Regions from separate parts of the Homo sapiens genome. Here region 1 is linked to region 2. The links are chromatin loops, found by intact Hi-C in ENCODE. Cell type or tissue: gastrocnemius medialis. All regions are shown on one strand. Each heading gives the region's core, and the rest is flanking DNA. Links, peaks and the distances in the headings are about the cores only. Region 1 has its middle 11 kb from the start of TNFRSF17. Region 2 overlaps SNX29 (sorting nexin 29).

Region 1 (9,554 bases), core at 2,708-5,207, 110 kb after region 2:
GCCACGGCCCGAGCCCCAGCACCAAATGCTTGGCTGCCCATTCACAGAGGCAAGAGCCATACAGGGGCAAACTAAACCCCTCTACGAGCTCCCCCTGCAGAGCCCCACTTTGGCAAACAGACATTCCTGACTTCTAGATCCACTGGTTGGTGACTCCTCTGGTCCCACTCCCAGATCTTCACCTCCCGAGATCCTGCAATAATTGTGCAAAGTCTCATTCCTTCCCTTATCCCGTAACACTCACCCATGGTAGCTCAGCTCCCCAAACCAACCCTGATTGTTACCACCTCTTTAACCTTAATATTTTCAACCTACAGGCTTTCTTATTTTACTTTGTTTTTGAGACAGGGTCTCACTCTGTTACCCAGGCAGGAGTGCAGTGGTGAGATCAAAGCTCACTGCAGCCTCAACCTCCCCGGCCCAAGTGATCATCCCACTTCAGTCCCCTGAGTAGCCGGGACTGCAGGCACATGCCATCTTGCCTGGCTAGGTTTTTTATTTAACTTTATTTTTTGCAAAGATGGGGGTCTTGCTGTGTTGCCCAGGCTGGTCTCAAACTCCTAGACTCAAGCCATCCACCCCACTTGGCCTCCCAAAGTGCTAGGATTATAGGCATGAGCCACCATGCCTGGCCTAGGATTTTTTTTTTTTTTTTTAACGGAGTCTCGCTCTGTCATCCAGGCTGGACTGTAGTGGCGTGATCTGGGCTCACTGCAACCTCCGCCTCCTGGGTTCAAGCACGTCTCCTGCCTCAGCCTTCCTGAGTAGCTGGGATTACAGGCACCCACCCACCACGCCCAGCTTAATTTTGTATTTTTAGTAGAGGTGAGGTTTTGCTATGTTGGCCAGGCTAGTCTTGAACTCCTGACCTCAGGTGATCTGCCCGCCACAGTCTCCCAAAGTGTTGGAATTACAGGAGTGAGCCACCGCACCCAGCCAGCATTTTCACTGTGTACTGGGCCCCACAAGTTAAGTAGTCAGTCCTGAGTGACTCAATAAAGACAATGTTAGAAAGTTCTCATCATAGGATTTGGATTTGTGTCAGGTTATTTGGGGAGAGTTTGCAAAAACACGGCTTAGCTGATGTTGGCAGGATGTGTGGGGGATTCTGTAATTGGGGAATATCTAAGTATCAGTAGAATTCTCCAGAGAAATAGAACCAAAAGGAGATACAGAGCTAGAGACAGAGATTTACTTTAAGGAATTGCTTCATGCAATTGTAGGAGCTGGCAAGTCCAAACTCCGCAGGGCAGGCCAGCAGACTGAAAATCCACGTAAGAGTGGATGTTGCAGTACTGAGTTTGAAATCCACAGGGCAAGCCAGGCAGGCCAGACACTCAGAGAGGGTGTCTGTGTTTCAGTCTTGAGGCTGAATTCCTTCTTTTTCAGGAAATCTTGGTCTTTGCTTTTTAGGCCTTCAACTGATTGGATGAAGCCCACGCACATTATGAAGGGCAGTGTCCTTTATTCAAAGTCTACTGATTTAAGGGCCAGGCACGGTGGCTCAGGTCTGTAATCCCAGCACTTTGGGAGGCTGAGGCGGGCAGACCATTTGAGGTTAGGAGTTCAAGACCAGCCTGGCCAACATGGTGAAACCCCGTCTGTACAAAAAATACAAAAGTTGGTAGGGCACGGTGGTTCACAAGGTCCCAGCACTTTGGGAGGCCGAGGCAGGTGGGTCACGAGGTCAGGAGATGGAGACCATCCTGGCTAACGTGGTGAAACCCTGTCTCTACTAAAAGTATAAAACTTAGCCGGGCGTGGTGTCACACGCCTGTAGTCCCAGCTACTCGGGAGGCTGAGGCAGGAGAATCGCTTGAACCCAAGAGGCGGAGGTTGCAGTGAACCGAGATCACACCACTGCACTCCAGCCTGGGCGACAGAGTGAGACTCCATCTCAAAAAAAAAAAAAAAAAGAAAAAGTTAGACAGGTGTGGTGGCACATACCTGTAATCCCAGCCACTTGGAGGCTGAGGCAGGAGAATCGCTTGAACCCCAAGCAGTGGAGACTACAGTAAGCTGAGATCGCACCAATGCACTCCAGCCTCGGTGACAGAGTGAGACTCCATCTCAAAAGAAGAAGAAGAATTAATTAATTAATTAAAAATAAAAATAATAGCCATCTTGGCAACAATTGGTGCTGCCTAAATGAGGAGGCAGGGCCAGCTGTGGAGCCCTCCTGGGGGCCTGGTCAGCAGGGTACCTGTCCTCCACCCCCTAGTGCCTGGTACCCCTGGGGTGAAGCCAACTGAGCATGGAGAGTGAGAGCCTGCCAAGAGCAAAAGAGGTTTTCAGGAGGGGACCTCAAGAAGCCTGGTTCCAATGCCAGCATGAGCATCTGGTTCTCAGTCAGTGTTCCTCCTGGGCATTCTGCAGGAGATCATTTCTTTTCTTTTCTTTTCTTTTGAGACAGAGTCTCACTGTGTTCCCCAGGCTGGAGTGCAGTGGTGCGATCTCAGCTCACTGCAACCTCCACCTCCTGAGTTCAAGCGATTCTCCTGCCTCAGCCTCCTAAGTAGCTAGGACTACAGGTGCCTGCCACCACGCCCAGCTAATTTTTGTATTTTTAATAGAGATGGGGTTTCACCATGTTGGTCAGGCTGGTCTCAAACTCCTGACCTCAGGTGATCTGCCCGCCTCAGCCTCCCAAAGCGCTGAAATTACAGGCGTGAGCCACTGCTCCCGGCAAGAGATCATTTCTCATCCAGATGGCTACTGAGAGCGGGACTCCAGAGAGTGTTCATTTTTTAGTGCAATGTGGGAACCAGGCCTTTAACCCACCCTGTGGGCTTTCCACTAAGAGCCCACAGAGCCAGGTTCAAGGCTTGGTTCTCCCACTTACAGGGCTTGAGCAATTCAGTTTCCCTGCCTGAGTGTTGGTGACCTGTGCTGTGAAATAGAGAGAGACACCTACGACCTGCTGTCAGAGCCCATCAAGGTAAGATCACAAGAGGGAGGTGCCCATCAACATGGGTCTTGTTCATGGAAGAGGCGCAGAGGAAAGATTCATGCATGATTAATGACTGGCGGCAATTTCCTGCCTGCCTTTGGAATGAATCAAAAATAAGTGAAAACGTGTGGCTGAGGCAAAACATTTGGGTCTTCGGGAACTCTGCAGTGGACCAGAGGAGGCCTGGGGCTGGCTGAGTCATCTAAGTGGGTGACCGGTTTTTTCCTGTTTGCAAAACGAGAGTCAAGTTCCAGAGGGGATACGTGGAGTGGGATTAAACGTTTCTCTCCAAGCATCCTCCCAGTGGAAGGCTTCCCAAGAAGCATCATTGGGTAACTTTCCATTGCCACTATCTGCAAGAGGTGGGAGGAGGAGTGGCAAATTTCTTTTTTCTTTTCTTTTTTTTTTTTTGAGACAGTGTCTTGCTCTGTCACCCAGGTTGGAGTCCAGTGGTACGATCTCAGCTCACTGCAACCTCTGCCTCTCAGGTTCAAGCAATTCTCCTGCCTCAGCCACCCAAGTAGCTAGCTGGGAATAAAGGGGCGTGCCACCATGCCTGGCTATTTTTAGGTTTTTTTGTATTTTTAGTAGAGACAGGGTTTCACCATGTTGGCCAGGGTGGTTTCGATCTTCTGACCTTATGATCCACCTGCCTCAGCCTCCCAAAGTGCTGGGATTACAGGCGTGAGCCACCACGCCTGGCCAGAATGGCAAATTTCTTATCCAAAGATAGTCTCTCTCTAAATCCCGAAACCTTTTTTTTTTTTTTTTTTTTTTTGACACAGAGTTTCACTCGGTCACCTAGGCTAGAGTACAGTGGTACCATCTTGGTTCACTGCAAACCCCGCCTCCCAGGTTCAAGTGATTCTCATGCCTCACCCTCCAGAGTAGCTGGGATTATAGGCATGTGCCACGACGGCCAGCTAATTTTTGTATTTTTAGTAGAGATGGGGTTTCACCACGTTGGCCAGGCTGGTCTCGGACTCCTGGCCTCAATCCACCATGCTGGGATTATAGGTGTGAGCCACCGCGCCCAGCCTAAATTCTGAAATCTTTATAGATGAAATGGATTACTTCAAAATAATACAGGAGAGGCAGATGTAGGTACGTGTATAGATTATACCAGGTCAGCCTGATTTGATGGGTGATGGATATGTGAGGGATTTATTTTTAATCAATAAAAGTTTGTTGTTTTTAAATAGCAAAAAGTATTTTTTTTTTTTTGAGACAGAGTCTTGCTCTGTTGCCCAGGCTGGAGTGCAGTGGTGTGATCTCAGCTCACTGCAAGCTCTGCCTCCCGGGTTCACACCATTCTCCTGCCTCAGCCTCCCGAGTAGCTGGGACTACAGGCTCCTGCCACCACACCTGGCTAATTTTTTTGTATTTTTAGTAGAGATAGGGTTTCACCGTGTTAGCCAGGATGGTCTTGATCTCCTGACCTCGTGATCCTACCGCCTCGGCCTCCCAAAGTGCTGGGATTAGAGGCGTGAGCCACCACAGCCAGCCTAGCAAAAAGTTATTTTAAATATAATATCCAATACTCAATATGTATCGAGTCTTTTTTCTTCTTAAAAAAAATTTTATTTCTCAATTATACATAAAAGCGTCTTTTTAAAGTTAACATTCTTTTTTTTCTTTCTTTTTTTTTTTTTTAAAGACAGAGTCTTACTCTGTCACCCAGGCTGGAGTGCAGTGGTGCAATCATAACTCACTGTAACCTTAAACTCCTGGGTTCAAGTGATTCTTCTGCCTCAGCCTCCCCAGTAGCTGGGATTATAGGCTTGCAACCACGACCGGCTAATTTTTTTTCAGAGATGGGGTCTCGCTACATTGCCCAGGCTGGTCTCAAACTTCTGGTCTCAAGTGATCCTCCCACCTCACTCTCCCAAACTGTTGGGATTACAGGCATTAGCCACCATGCCTGGCCTAAAATTAATATTTTTTAACCAAGCAATTCCACGTTTAGGAATTTTGCATGAAAGAGATACAAAGCAGATTACTAGAAAGAGCTGGGTTTTTAACTGCAAAAAAAAATTGGAAATAACCAAAATGCCTATTAATAAAAGACTGCTTAACATTTATACTATAATTTTAAAATTATAGTATGCCTATTCAATAGAATGCTAGGCACTGTTTACCAAAAAAAGATGATATGAGGCTGGGCGTGGTGGCTCATGCCTGTAATCCCAGGACTTTGGGAGGCCAAGGCGGGCAAATCACTTGAGGTCAGGAGTTGGAGACTAGCCTGGCCAACGTGGTGAAATCCCGTCTCTACTAAAAATACAAAAATTAGCCAGGCATGTTAGTGTGCGCCTGTAATCCCAGCTACTCAGGAGGTTGAGGCAGGAGAATCGTGCCACTGCATTCCAGCCCAGACCACAGAGAAAGGCTCCGTCTCAAAAAAAAAAAAAAAAAAAAATTAAAGTAAATAAAAGGATGATCTGAAAGCAAAAAATAAACTAAGAAAAATAGTTGTATCTCAGGCCAGGCACAGTGGCTCATGCCTGTAATCCTGGCACTTTGAGAAGCCAAGGTGGGTGAATCACGAGGTCAGGAGATTGAGACCATCCTGGCTAACATGGGGAAACTCCGTCTCTATTAAAAATACAAAAAGTTAACCAGGCATGGTGGCATGCACCTGTAGTCTCAGCTACTCGAGAGGCTGAGGCAGGAGAATCGCTTGAACCTGGGAACCTGGGAGGCGGAGGTTGCAGTGAGCCAAGATTGCTCCACTGCACTCCACCCTGAGCAACAGAGCAAGACTCCGTCTCAAGAAAACAAAAACAAAACCAAAAACAAACAAACAAAAAACCCAAAAATTAGCCGGGCGTGGTGGCAGGTGCCTGTAATCCCAGCTACTTGTGAGGCTGAGGCAGGAGAATCACTTGAACCCAGGAAGCGGAGGTTGCAGTGAGCCAACATTGCGCCACTGCACTCCAGGCTGAGCAACAAAGTGAGACTCCACCTTGAAAAAAAATACAGAATGAATTAGGGTTTTCAATGCAGCACTGAAGTCCTCCAAGTCCGTCAAATGGTTAAATAAATTTGATGGAATGAATTCAGCAGAGACCTGAACAGGGACCAGAAGCGACCATGAGAACATGAGCACTCTAGTGCTCTTGACCTTGAGAATCCACAGGGAATACACTTGGGGTTCAAGTCAGTCTTTTTAGAATCCAAGGGGCAGAGAGATCCCAAATAGCATCTGGGCACATGTAAACATTGAAGTAGATTTTTATGTTCTAACAAAGAAAGATGGCGATAAGGGCCAGGCACGGTGGCTGACACCTGTAATCCCAGCACTTTGGGAGGCCGAGGCGGGTGGATTACCTGAGGTCAGGCATTCGAGACCAGCCTGGCCAACATTGCAAAACCCTATCTCTACTAAAAAATGCAAAAATTAGCCAGGCATGGTGGCACGTGCCTGTAGTCCCAACTACTCAGGAGGCTGAGGAAGGAGAATCGCTTGAATCCTGGAGGCAGAGGTTGCAGTGAGCCGAGATTGTGCCACTGCACTTCAGCCTGGGTGACAGAGCAAGACTCTGTCTCAAAAAAAAAAAAAAAAAGAGAAAGAAAGATGGCCGTAGTACACTACTAAGTTTCGGGTGTAGGGGTTAGTCATCGAATATTGTTAAGGTGGGTCCTATTTCCATTTGAAATGTAAATATCATGTACATGACAACAGATTCTTTCATATAGATTCAAGATCAAAACGGCATACCTGCTAAGATAGACTGTTGACTCCAGGGGTTTCTTTTTTTATTTATTTTTATTTTTTATTTTTGAGACGGAGTCTTGCTCTATCATCCAGGCTGGAGTGCAGTGGCGCGATCTCTGCTCACTTCAAGCTCCACCTCCCCGGTTCACACCATTCTCCTGCCTTAGCCTCCCGAGTAGCTGGGACTACAGACGCCCGCCACCACACCCAGCTAATTTTTTTCTTTGTTTTTTTTTTTGTTTTGTTTTTGTTTTTTTTTTTGAGGCAGAGTCTCACTCTGTCGCCCAGGCTGGAGTGCAATGGCTTGGCTCACTGCAAGCGCCGCCTCCTGGGTTCACGCCATTCTCCTGCCTCAGCCTCCCAAGTAGCTGGGACTACAGGCGCCCGCCACTACGCCCGGCTAATTTTTCGTATTTTTAGTAGAGTCGGGGTTTCACCGTGTTAATCAGAATGGTCTCGATCTCCTGACCTTGTGGTCCGCCCGCCTCGGCCTCCCAAAGTGCTGGGATTACAGGCGTGAGCCACCGCGCCCAGCCTCTTTGTATTTTTTAGTAGAGACGGGGTTTCAACCTGTTAGCCAGGATGGTCTTGATCTCCTGACCTCATCATCCGCCCGCCTCGGCCTCCCAAAGTGCTGGGATTACAGGCGTGAGCCACCGCACCTGGCCTACTCCAGGGGTTTCTATCAATACCATAAAAAACCTTTTCCCTTTGACATACTCTGAATTTTGTTGTTTGGGGGCTGGGTGTGTGTGTGTGTGTGTGTGTGTGTGTGTGTGTGTGTGTGTATGTGTATGTGCAGTGTCCATCTGTATCAGTGCCAGTGCCTGCTACATTCCTGGTTCTGTATTGAGGAGAAGGATGTATAAAGAACCATGAAATATTAGCCCTCACTTTGTTTTGAATTCTGAGTAATGTTAATTTTTCTTTTCTTTCTTTTTTTTTTTTTTTTTGAGACAGTCTTGTCTGTCGCCCAGGCTGGAGTGCAGTGGCATGATCTCGGCTCACTGCAAGCTCCGCTTCCCAGGTTCACGCCATTCTCCTGCCTCAGCCTCCCGAGTAGCTGGGACTACAGGTGCCCGCCACTATGCCCGGCTAATTTTTTTTTTTATATATTTTTTAGTAGAGACGGGGTTTCACCGTGTTAGCCAGGATGGTCTCGATCTCCTGACCTTGTGATCCACCCGCCTCGGCCTCTCAAAGTGCTGGGATTACAGGCATGAGCCACTGCGCCCGGCCGAGTAATGTTAATTTTTCTCGAAACTGAATTTTCTTAAAAGAATTTTTTTTCTTTTAGATTTAATGAGGTATTGCTAACTGAAGCCAGTTTGACATAGTGAGAGAGATGTCAAATTGATTTGAAAGGTGTGCAGCCTGATTTAAAACTAAACCCTGAATCCTTTTAAAGAACAATAAAACATATTTTACATGCAAAAAAATCATGTATATATGTTAGTATATGCATAGGAAAAACTAGAAAGAAGAGTGTTAGCCAAGCCATCCAATGTCTTACTTCTCTGTATGTTCTCAGCACCTTCTCAGTTAGATGCTGAGAACATACAGAGAAATAAGAAGTTTTAATGTAAATTCCACGAAGAAAGAGAACTTTTGTTTTGTTCTCTGTTATGTTCCCAGTGTCTGACACATGATATCTACTTGGTAAATATTTATGGGCTGGAAGGGAGAAGGAAGGAAGGGAGGATGAGAGGAGGGAGGGAGCGGTAGAAAAGAGTCCTGGCCCCCAAGTTGTTCACTGTTATTCACAGCCAGGCTTGGAAACAGATGTGTGGGCAGAGTGCAAAGAACATTGGGAGAAAAGGGCTCTGAGTTGGTAGGGACTTTGCATAAACTCTCTCTCGTCCTTATGTTAGCGTCCTCCTTTCCTCAGAAGAGAAGTCATTTGCAAAGTCATCAGGCATGAAGCCCATCTTCAAATTCAAGGCTTAGCGGGCATGGTGGTTCAGGCCTATAACCTCAGCATTTTGGGGGGCTGCAGCAAGAGGATTGCTTGAGCCCATGAGTTCGAGACCAGTCTGGGCAACATAATAAGACCCTATCTCTTAGAAAAAAATTAATTAGGCTAGGCGTGGTGGCTCATGCCTGTAATCCCAGCACCTTGGGAGGCTGAGGTGGGCAGATCACCTGAGGTCAGGAGTTCAAGACAAGCCCAGCCAACAGGACGAAACCCCATCACTACTACTAAAAATATAAAAATTAGCCAGGGGTGGTGGCAGGTGTCTGTAATCCCACCTACTCAGTAGGCTGAGGCAGGAGAATCCCTTGAACCCGGGAGGTGGCTACAATGAGCCAAGATCATGCCACTGCACTGCAGCCTGGGTGACAGAGCGAGACTCCATCTCGGAAAAAATAAAACATAAAAAATAATAATTAAAAAACAAATTCAAGGCTTATGTGGTTGCAGAGAACACTCTTCTTTGAGGACAAATGAGAACCAGATATTCCTGTTAAGTCGGGGGCACAAGTGTTGGCAATGAATATACTGTATCTCCAAAGCAGATAGATCTTAGACAACCAGAATCTCTGGGGAAAGGCCGCATTCATCAACCTCTGGGGGAAACTGGCTTCAAGTGACTCAAAGGTGACACCCAATGTCGCTCTGGGTAACTACACAGAAATCCTAAACGGTGTTAAAGAAGAGGGAGCAAGGCTGCCCTTTACTTCCAATGCTGTCCAGCCAGCTCCATAAGGCTCTGAGAGGCTGGCTCAGGTGAGCCAGGGCTCAAGTGAGGAGACTGGCCAGGGCTTGGCTAAAAGAGCCTGTCACTCAAAAGTAAGCCCAAAGCAAGATAAGCTGCATTCTCAGGGCTGCTGTATATTTTCTCAGCCTGAATAAGCTGCTGCTGATTTAGTTATCCGGGTTCTTCT
Region 2 (9,554 bases), core at 2,725-5,224:
GACTCCCGAATGTTACATCTTAACGCATGTAAAACTCAATGAGAATGCTCAGTGAGGGTGGCATCAACTCACCCCATAACAGATCCTGGCTACCTCGGGCATTCATCCTCCCACCTGGTCAACTGGAATGGCCCAAGGAACCCCTCCCTCAGCCCCCACCCCACCATCCCCTCCTACTTGGCGCTCCCCTCTCTCAACCTTCCCAACACTAATCTCCGGCCCTCCTCCCCACCATCTTTTCTCTGATTCCTGAGTGAAGGTGGCCCTGAATCATGGCCCCAAGGCCCTCTGTCACCCTCGGCACATCTGGCAAGGTCTTGGCTACAGTTCTCACCTCCGTGAAGACGACAGTGCTCAAGCCCTCACCTCTAGCCCAGACCTGTCTTGAATCTCAGTCCCACATCTCTAACTGCCTTCTAGAAAACTCTACTGGGATACCCCGCTGTGCCTACCAACAGATCCTGACCCTCACAACCCCATCTTATGTCGCACTAGGCTGTAAGCTCACAAGAGCACGGCACCCACCCTCCATCCCATCACAGAGCCAGGGGGATCCAAGACTGCTCAGTGCCCCCAAAATGACCTCCTCCTCTTGGCTCACAAGTCGTGTCCACTGCCCCGTGGTCCAAAGGCTCCATACCATCTAAGAGGCCTTCTACAGCAGACGCCCCAGTTCCCTGTCATCCTTGCTAATCTAACTCATGCAGAGTCAGACTACATTCCCTGAAGCAAAGACAGGGACTCAACATGCAGAGTGGAAATCCACAGCTGGGGCAAAGGCATGGACCCACCCAGCCTTCAATGAGAGCGCTCAGTGAGGATACAATGTCCACACGGTCCCAGGTGATTGCCCACGGGCCCCTTCACGATGCACAACCGCGAATGGCTTGTACTTGTTGTGGGCCTGACGCTCTGGGGTGCACACAGCATAGACCGTCTCATCCTTAAGGCCCCCAAGACAGATACCATTATCTAATTTTACGGATGAGGAAATGGATCCCGAAAATTTAAGCAACTTGTTCAAGATCACAGAACTAACAAGTGCAAAGGTTTGAACCCTGGTCCGTCCAATGGCAGAGCTGAGCCTGTACCCACTTTAGCATACAGGCCTGCATCCAGTGATCCAGTGGGAAGACTGAATAAAGAAAACCAGGAACCCCAAACAGCACACAACCCGTATAAGCTGACTGGGAAGCACAACCAGGGCAGTGTCCGCCCAGCCACCGCAACACTGACAACCAAAACAGTAAAACTGCCCACTAAGAGCTAAGTGCTAAAACCAATCACATCAGATTATGGCAGAGCCACCACAGTCTGTCCTCAACCTCAACAAACAACTTCCAAGATCCAACGTGAGGACAAGGAGAAATAGAACTTTAGACTTGATGGGGAAACAAAGGGTTTGAGGACCCAAGGTTTCAAAGGAACCTAAGAAAGCCCTTGGAAATTGTGCATTTCCTAAAACCCAATACTAAACACAGGACCCTCAATGAAGGGATGAGCAGTCATATCACCTTGTACTGACAGGTGATTTTTCACCCGTTTACTATTCCCACTCAAAATAAACCTGGGTAGCTCTCCCTTCCTTGCAACTGGAAAGCAATGCTGGTGAATTTGCTTTGCTCAGGTATAGACACCACATACTCCCAGAGGAACCACGCATGGTCCCCAGTCCTCATTTGCTTGTCTGGGGTCTCCTCTTGCAACCTGGGGTGCTGTCCCCTTCTGTGAATGGCTCTGTCACCCAAGAAAAGCAACTCCAAAACTCCTCCCTAAACCACAGAGTTATCTCTTCCAAGATTCAAGAGAACTCCTTTCAGGGTTCCCCCTTCTTTGCTCCTTTCTCCCTCCCAACACTCAGCTGCAGAAAGCATCCTCTCCCAGCCAGTGCCTTTGCCTTCTCTAACTATCCCCACTGTCAGTGACTGCAAAGGCACCAGCGTGTTCAAAGATGACAAAAGTCTCCTAAGGTGAGGAGCCCTCCATGTGGGAAGTCTCCATTAAAAGACGAAGTGGCTCCAGAATGAGAGGGAATGTCAGAATATCTCTAAGGAAGGAAGATGTCCCTCAGAAGGGACAAAAGGCAGAAACAGAGCAAAAGGAATGGAGTCTCAGGAGAAATGGTGGCGGTGGCCACCTGGGCAGGCAGGCAGAGTCTTGGCACCAGTCGGCCCCACACCTCCCATGGAAATGGGGCATCAGGACAGAAGGGACTTGATGCAACCTGGCGTCCCAATCAGGCTACCCATTCCCCTGGCTCTGAGTCCAACATCCTGACACAGTCCTGGAATAATGTTTCTCCCTATGCCATGTCCTGCCCCTGTGCGCAGCCCCTGGGCTGTCCCAGCTCACAAGCCCCCTGACAGCATCGTTACTGCAGAGAAGGGAAATGCTGGCTGACGCCGGCACACGTCATCTCCAGAGAGTGCATTCGACATCAGCTGGAGCTCGGGTCCCATCAGCAGTGAGAAGATGGAGCTGACTCTGCGAGCTGACAGCCGGGTGTGGGACCACAGGAAATCTGCAAGGACTCTAGAGGCTGATGGGGAGCTACGTTCCCTGGACACACTTGCTACAGAAAGCCCAGAAGAGCAGGAAGAGCTCTGGGTTCTCTAAGACCAAAGCCCAACATGCACGAAAAAGGAGACCCGGATGTCTGATGGTTCAGGAGGCCCAGCTAAGCGGCAAAGGAGCTGACCCGGATGTCTGATGGTTCAGGGGGCCCAGCTAAGCGGCAAAGGAGCTGCCAAAACAATCAGACCACCTACTGCAAGCACCTCACGGTTCCACAATAATTCAAGAACCCAACTACAAGACCCCTCCATGGGGAACGGGACAAGGTGAGCAGGAAATTGATTCATGAGACAGAGCCTGTGAACACACATTCAAAACTCCCCAGGGGTCCTAGACACATCCTGGGACCACCTGCTCTCTCCCAGCCCCTGCCCCTCCTCAGATGACCTGCCTGCATCTACACTGCCGCTGAACAGGCATCAGCAAGGTCACCAACCCCGTAACCTTTGGCTATTTGGACCATGGATGGTCTAGAAATGCAGGACTTCGGTGGCCTGGCCTGCAAACATGAGCTAGGCCTACGAGATTGTCACTTTTAGGGGACCTCAACTGAGACCCATGAGAAATTCCAGTTGGTATGGAAGGTCATGTGACTGAGGCATGGTGTGGGCCAAGGAGGGCATGAGAATGAACAGGGAGCAAAGACGGACTAGAAAAGGCCGGGCACGGTGGCTCATGCCTATAATCCCAGCAACTGTGGGAGGCCAAGGAGGTGGATCACGTGAGGTCAGGAGTTTGAGATCAGTCTGGCCAACATGGCGAAACGCCATCTCTACTAAAAATACAAAAAGAATTTAGCCGGGCATGGTGGTGCATGCCTGTAATCCCAGCTAATCTGGAAGCTGAGGCAGGAGAATCACTTGAACCCAGAAGGCGGAGGTTGCAGTGAGCCAAGATCATGCCATTGCACTCCAGCCTGGGTGACAGAGTGAGACTCCACCTCAAAAAAAAAAAAAAAAAAAAAAAAAAGATGGACTAGGAAAAGAAGAGGTGGGCAGACCCCCATCAGGAAGTGGAGGGAGGCCACATAAGAAAGATGACAGCACCCCACCAAGTCAGGAAAGCCCCCTCCATGCCAACGCCCCAGCTCCTGGGCCATGGACAAGATGTCCCTGAAGCTCTCACCAGGGGCCTTGGCATGTGCCTGGCACCTTCCCCAGATTAACTCAAGGCGCCTTCACTGTGGATCTCAAAGGTAGCTGATATAATCACACCCCCCACTCTCACAGGACTGTGCTCAAGAGCAGATGAGTTCATCAGGGTCAGCCACACTGCAGTGCAGGGCTCCTTTGGCTTTGCAAATGCTGGCTCTCATTGTCACTGTCATCCCCATTTTCCAGATGAGGACACAGCAACTGACAGACAGGAAGCACTCAGCCTCATTTAACAGCCAGGAATGCTGACGCTCAGAGCAGTAATGCACTCAGGCTTACTCAACTTTCTAGAGCTAGTACTGCATCTGACTGGCCCCGTCCTGCTGCCAGTGACTGTCCCCGCCCTGCCTCTGTGCTTCAGCTAGTTTGAGTAGGTTTATGCTCCCTGCCAAGTGACAGGAAGAATCTACACCCCAGTTCAGAATTTCAACAGCTTCCTGAGTGATTAGTGGGCTCCAGTCATAATTTCCTAAATCTGGGCCCAGAGAAGGCACATTCACTTCCTAAGAAAACGAGGAGGCGCCTAAGAAGGTTGGGCCAAGTCTTCTCTGACCCAGCGGTGTTCTGAGGGCAGGGACAGCAACTGGGCACTTCTCTGAGCCAGATGCTGTGCCAGCTGCATTACACTGCACCCCACAGGCCAGCTGGGATCAACCACGTCCTCCCCATGACCTGCACTAAAGAAAACAATAACAAACCACACGGGCACGTGCTCAACCGTGTGGAATGGTGCAAAAATGCTTACCCATACCAGAGACATATTTATTTATTTATTTATTTATTTATTTATTTATTTATTTATTTTGAGACAGAGTCTCACTGTCACACAGGGTGGTGTACAGTGCCACGATATCGGCTCACTGCAACCTCCACCTCCCGGGTTCAAGCAATTCTCCTGCCTCAGCCTCGTGAGTAGCTGGGACTACAGGCACACACCACCATACCCAGCTAATTTTTGTATTTTTAGTAGAGACAGGGCTTCACCATGTTGGCCAGGCTGGTCTCAAACTCCTGACCTCAGGTGATCCACCCGCCTCGGCTTCACAAAGTGCTGGGATTACAGGCATGAGATATCGCACCCAGCCCAGAAACAGCTTTTAACCAAGCTACTTCCTGATCCCCAAGCACTTTTCTGCACAGGGTGGCAGGGCCTTTACAGACAGGGGTTCAGTTACCTTCTTGCATCTCCAAAGAGGCAAAATCGTGGTCACTATTTGTGGTCAGCTTTTAAACGACCAAGTTCAACGGGCCACTGGTAAGGGAGAAAAACAGGCCTGCAGGCCCTGGTGACTTGCCAGCTGGTTCAGCCCAACACTCACTCCACGGAGAGCACCTCAGGATACCCAGGTTCAGGGAGAGAAGCCAAGCCCTCTCTCACTTCTGCATCTCAGTGAGCTCCCCCTGGCCCTGAACCACACCCCGACTCCCGTGCCTCCCGGCTCCCATTCCTACCTGTCCAGGGAACTCAGACATTCCTGCTGGTTCTCGAAGCCAAAGCTCTTATTGGAGGAAAGGAGTAATCGGGAGACACCCACCTGCTGGGCTGTAGGAGCCCACGCCACTGACAGGGAAGAGGATGTCGGAGTCATTGTGCAGCACCTTCAGCGGAGCCCAGCTGTGCATCTGGGAGAGGCAGGTGTTCCCTTCCAGTGGCCTAAGGTGAAAGAATACAGCTGCAGGACAGGCCAAAGAGCCCACAGGCCGCATGACTCACCAACAAGCATCCACAGCACCCTCCTGAGAACTAACCAGGCCAAGGCAGGGCTGAGAACAGAAGGAGGTGTGGGCTGGGAGGTAGAGCGTGGAGTCCAGATCCAGACCTCTTGCATTTGTTCTCTCAACCAGTGTTTACTGAGCACCTATTATATGCCAGGCACTGTGCTCCCTACTGGTGGCAAAAGAGCCAGTGAATACTGTTGATCCTGCCCTGAGGGAGCCTGCAGTCTGTTGGGGGGCATGAACATGAACCAAATAATCCTGCAAGAAGCTGTAAATGGCATCTCAGATTGTGGAGAAAGCTCATTCCAGGAAGGTCATGGAAGGCTGCCTGGAAGAAGCAGGGCTTGAGGAGGGGAGCTGGAGGAAGCCCAAGCCACCGAGTGAAGAGGAGGGACAAAGGCTTGGGGAAGGGGACAGCACATGCATCACAGGCCATCTGCTCCACGTTCCGAAATGACAGCAGCCACCTGACCTAGGGCTAGCGTTGCTCCGCCTCGCTGCATCTGAGCCCCTCGTGGGTAAAAGGACAGAATCAGACCAGTCACGTCTGGGTCCCTTCCAAGAAAGGGAGTCGGCTCAATTATTAACCATGCTCATATGATCTGTTATACTGTCACCTTACCCACAAAGTACAAATCTCTAATGCGTGCCATCTTCGAAACGCCAGGCAGTGTGGTTGGGTTTGTTTGGGAGTAATTGCCCCTGCAGCACTTGCCTCTGAGCAATCAAGAAATGTTAATAAATACCTGGAGGTATTTTTGCAGTATAGCCGTCCCCCAGTATCTGCATTACATCTGTATCAACCGTTTCAAAAAACCCCTGCAAATCTGAGGATGCTCAAAGTCCCTTGTTTTGTTTTAGAGTTGGAGTCTTGCTCTGTTGTCCACACTGGAGTACAGTGGCACAATCATAGTTCACTGCAACCTTGAGCTCTTGGGATTTGGCAGAGCCTCCTGCCTCAGCATCCCGAGGAGTTTGGACTACAGGTGTGAGCCACCATACCCGGCTAATTTTTTGTTTTGTTTTGTTTTTTTGTGAAAACAGGGTCTCCCTATGTTGTCCAGGCTGGTCTCAAAATCCTAGCCTCAAGCGATCCTCCTGCTTCAGCCTCCCCAAGTGCTAGGATTACAGGCATAAGACACCTCGCCTAGCCTGAAGTCCCTGATGTAAAACGGTGTAGTATTTGCATAAGCACATCCTCCCACATATGTACTTTACATCATCTCTAGATTGCTTATGATACCTAATACAATCCAAATGCTATGTAAATAGTTGTTATACTGTATTTTTATTGTATTATTTTTATTGGTTTTTTTTTGGTAATATTTTTGATCCACAGTTGGTTGAAACCATAGATGCGGAACTCACGGATGCAGAGTCCATGGATGCAGAGAGCCAGCTGTACTGTAAGGTTTAAACATCATTCTGTATCTCAGTAGATAAAGAAGACCAAAGCAGATCATAATCATACCTACTTAAGAAGGGAAGTGCGGGGGCAGACAAAGGGAAGGGAGGCAAAAGAAGAAAAAGTGTGTGGCTTGTCCAAGGCCATCAGCACTAAGCAACAGAACCAAGGCTGTGGGACTGGAGCCCAGGTCTTCCAAACTCAAGTGCACCGAGTCGTCTCCTGCCCACAAGTGACATTACTTATATAGTTTGTCTTTATGTTAGAGCTACTCTAAAATCAACAAATATTTTCTGTAATAGACCAGAGAGTACATATTTCAGGCTTCATGACACAGTCTTCTTTCTTGGTGTCTCTTAATAACTCTTTAAAAATGTAACAACTGTTCACTGCTTGGGGGCGGGTTTGGTCCGCAGGCAGGGATTGCCAGCTCCTATTTTAGAGGCTTGTCAGGTAGAAGTCTCCTTTCAGCCCTCTCTAGCTTTTGGCCAGACATGTGGCACAGAGTGAGAAGCACAGGAGGAAATAATCCTAGCAGAATTTTGCAAGACAGATCATTCAACCATGCCCATACCACAATGAGGCTTTCAGACAGCAGGGTGGGGGCAAAAGAAGAGCCGCTCCCGCGACTGTCCTGGCAGGAGCCCAACCTGGGGGAGAACCAGATGACCTTGGCTGTGCCTCTGGAATCTGTCAAGAGGCGCCCTCCTGAGGCTCTGACCTGGCCACTGGTGACCACGGAGCCGGCACCCAGAGGTGGTCAGGGGCGCCCTTTCAGGAGAAGGCAGCAAAAGCAGACAGTCCTTTCTAGGCCACTCCACTGCCTCAGGGCAGGTGCGATGTTCTGCTGGTTTCTAAGATAATTCTTGACCCTTCCCCGCAACATATGCAAGTACAAGGTGAAGCCAGGCCCCAAGAGGATGAGGTTCCAAACCCGAGAAGTGAGCCCCAAGGACCACCGCCTCAAAATGAGTTACATTAAAGATTGCTGGCCAGGCCAGTGGCTCACATTTATAATTCCGGTACTTTGGGAGGCCGAGGCAGAAGGATCACTTGAGCCCAAGAGTTCGAGCCCTGTCTCTACAAAAAATTTAAAAATTAGCCAGGTATGGTATTGCACACCTGTAGACCCAGCTACTGGAGGGGCTGAGGTGGGAGGATCCCTTGAGCCTGGGAGGTCGAGGGCTGCAGTGAGCTGAGATCATACCACTTCCTCCAGCCTGGGCCACAGAGAAAAAAAAAAAAAAAAAAAAAAAAAAACCCAGGCCGGGTGCTGTGGCTCACACCTGTAATCCCAACACTTTGGGAGGCCGTGGCGGGTAGATCACCTGAGGTCAGGAGTTCAAGACCAGCCTGGCCAACATGGTGAAACCCCGTCTCTACTAAAAATACAAAACTTAGCAGGGCGTGGTGGTGGGTGCTTGTAATCCCAGCTACTTGGAAGGGTGAGGCAGGAGAATCACTTGAACTCGAGAGGCGGAGGTTGCAGTGAGCTGAGATCCCGCCACTGCACTCCAGCCTGGGTGACAGAGCGAGACTCCATCTCAAAAAAAAAAAAAAAACCAAAAACCAAAAAAAAAAACACCAGTGGGCCCCAAGGGCTACTGCCTCAAAATGAGTGACATTAAAGATTCCTGAAGCTGACACTGCCTCAGTATCTGGTGCCTTGATTGGCTTAAAACCACTCATTATTACAACTGTTGCTCCTCAGCAAGACAATTAACACACGTTATTTGAAAACTTAGAAAATGCCCAAAAGAAGAGAGAGAAAAAATAAACCACCCAACAGCCACATTATCCAAAACATTACTGTGTCAGACTCAGTTTCCCACATGTCTTTTTTTCTTTCCTGCTGTGCGGACTATTCTTTACACAGTTGTAATGAAGCAAAATGTTGAGTTTTTTATCTTGTTTTTTCCATTCAATATTAACTCATTAGGCCAGGCATGATGGCTCACACCTGTAATCCCAGCACTTTGGGAGGCCAAGGTGGGCAGATCACCTGAGGTCAGGAGTTTTGAGACCAGCCTGGCCAACATGGTGAAACCCCATCTCTACTAAAAATACAAAAAATTAACCGGGAGTGGTGGTGGTCACCTATAATCCCAGCTACTTGGGAGGCTGAGGCAGGAGAATCGCTTGAACACAGGAGGCAGGGATTGCAGTGAGCCAAGATTGTGCCACTGTACTCCAGCCTGAGTGACAGAGCGAGAACCCAGCTCAAAAAAAAATATATATATAAAATATATATATATATGTATATGTATGTATATATGTACTCATTAGCTCAGCTTCATAACACTAGACACTCTTAAACATCATTTGAGATGTTTGAGATCCTAAATGTTAAAATGTCAAGGCTTAAACTATAAAATCTTCTGCTGTTAACCGTCCCCCTGTGGCTGCACATTTAGGTCAACTCCAGTGTTCTGCTTCTCTGAATAAGAACTTTGGTATCTAGATGTAGCAACTTTTCCCTGAATCGAGGGTATGTTCTCTGGGCTGCTTCTCGCACTGGGACTGCTAAACCAAGTGGGATAAACATCCTTAAGTTCATGCCAGTTTGTCAAACTGCTTTCCCCCATGGCTATCAACTGCTCCCAGCTCAACTGCTTCCAGCTGTCTATGAGGTCAGCCCCTGTGCACCATCCCTGCAGCCTCATTCATCCCACAGACACCAAGTGGATGCTATGGGATGTGCC

Evidence for each region. A loop is a pair of places that touch in the nucleus more often than their neighbours do. Peaks named below come from ENCODE experiments on the same cell type or tissue, not always from the same donor. Only the 100,000 strongest peaks of a DNase experiment are listed, where the experiment ranks them.
Region 1: a loop joins it to region 2, with 8 times the contacts of the local background. A loop is called at or near these places in 66 of 110 quality-filtered maps.

What each region holds. Positions count from the first base shown.
Region 1 is chr16:11,949,528-11,959,081 of GRCh38, reverse strand. It overlaps a transcript of NPIPB2 not described here. Among named protein-coding and RNA genes, the nearest start is that of TNFRSF17, 11 kb to the left of the region's middle. In gastrocnemius medialis, for the core only: no CTCF peak of the experiment used is centred there; no DNase peak of the experiment used is centred there.
Region 2 is chr16:12,057,356-12,066,909 of GRCh38, reverse strand. It overlaps SNX29 (sorting nexin 29), which reads right to left. Exons shown (of 21, transcript NM_032167.5): 9 at 5,264-5,382. Among named protein-coding and RNA genes, the nearest start is that of SNX29, 85 kb to the right of the region's middle. In gastrocnemius medialis, for the core only: no CTCF peak of the experiment used is centred there; a DNase peak (open chromatin) is centred at 4,059; H3K27ac peaks cover 1,800 bases.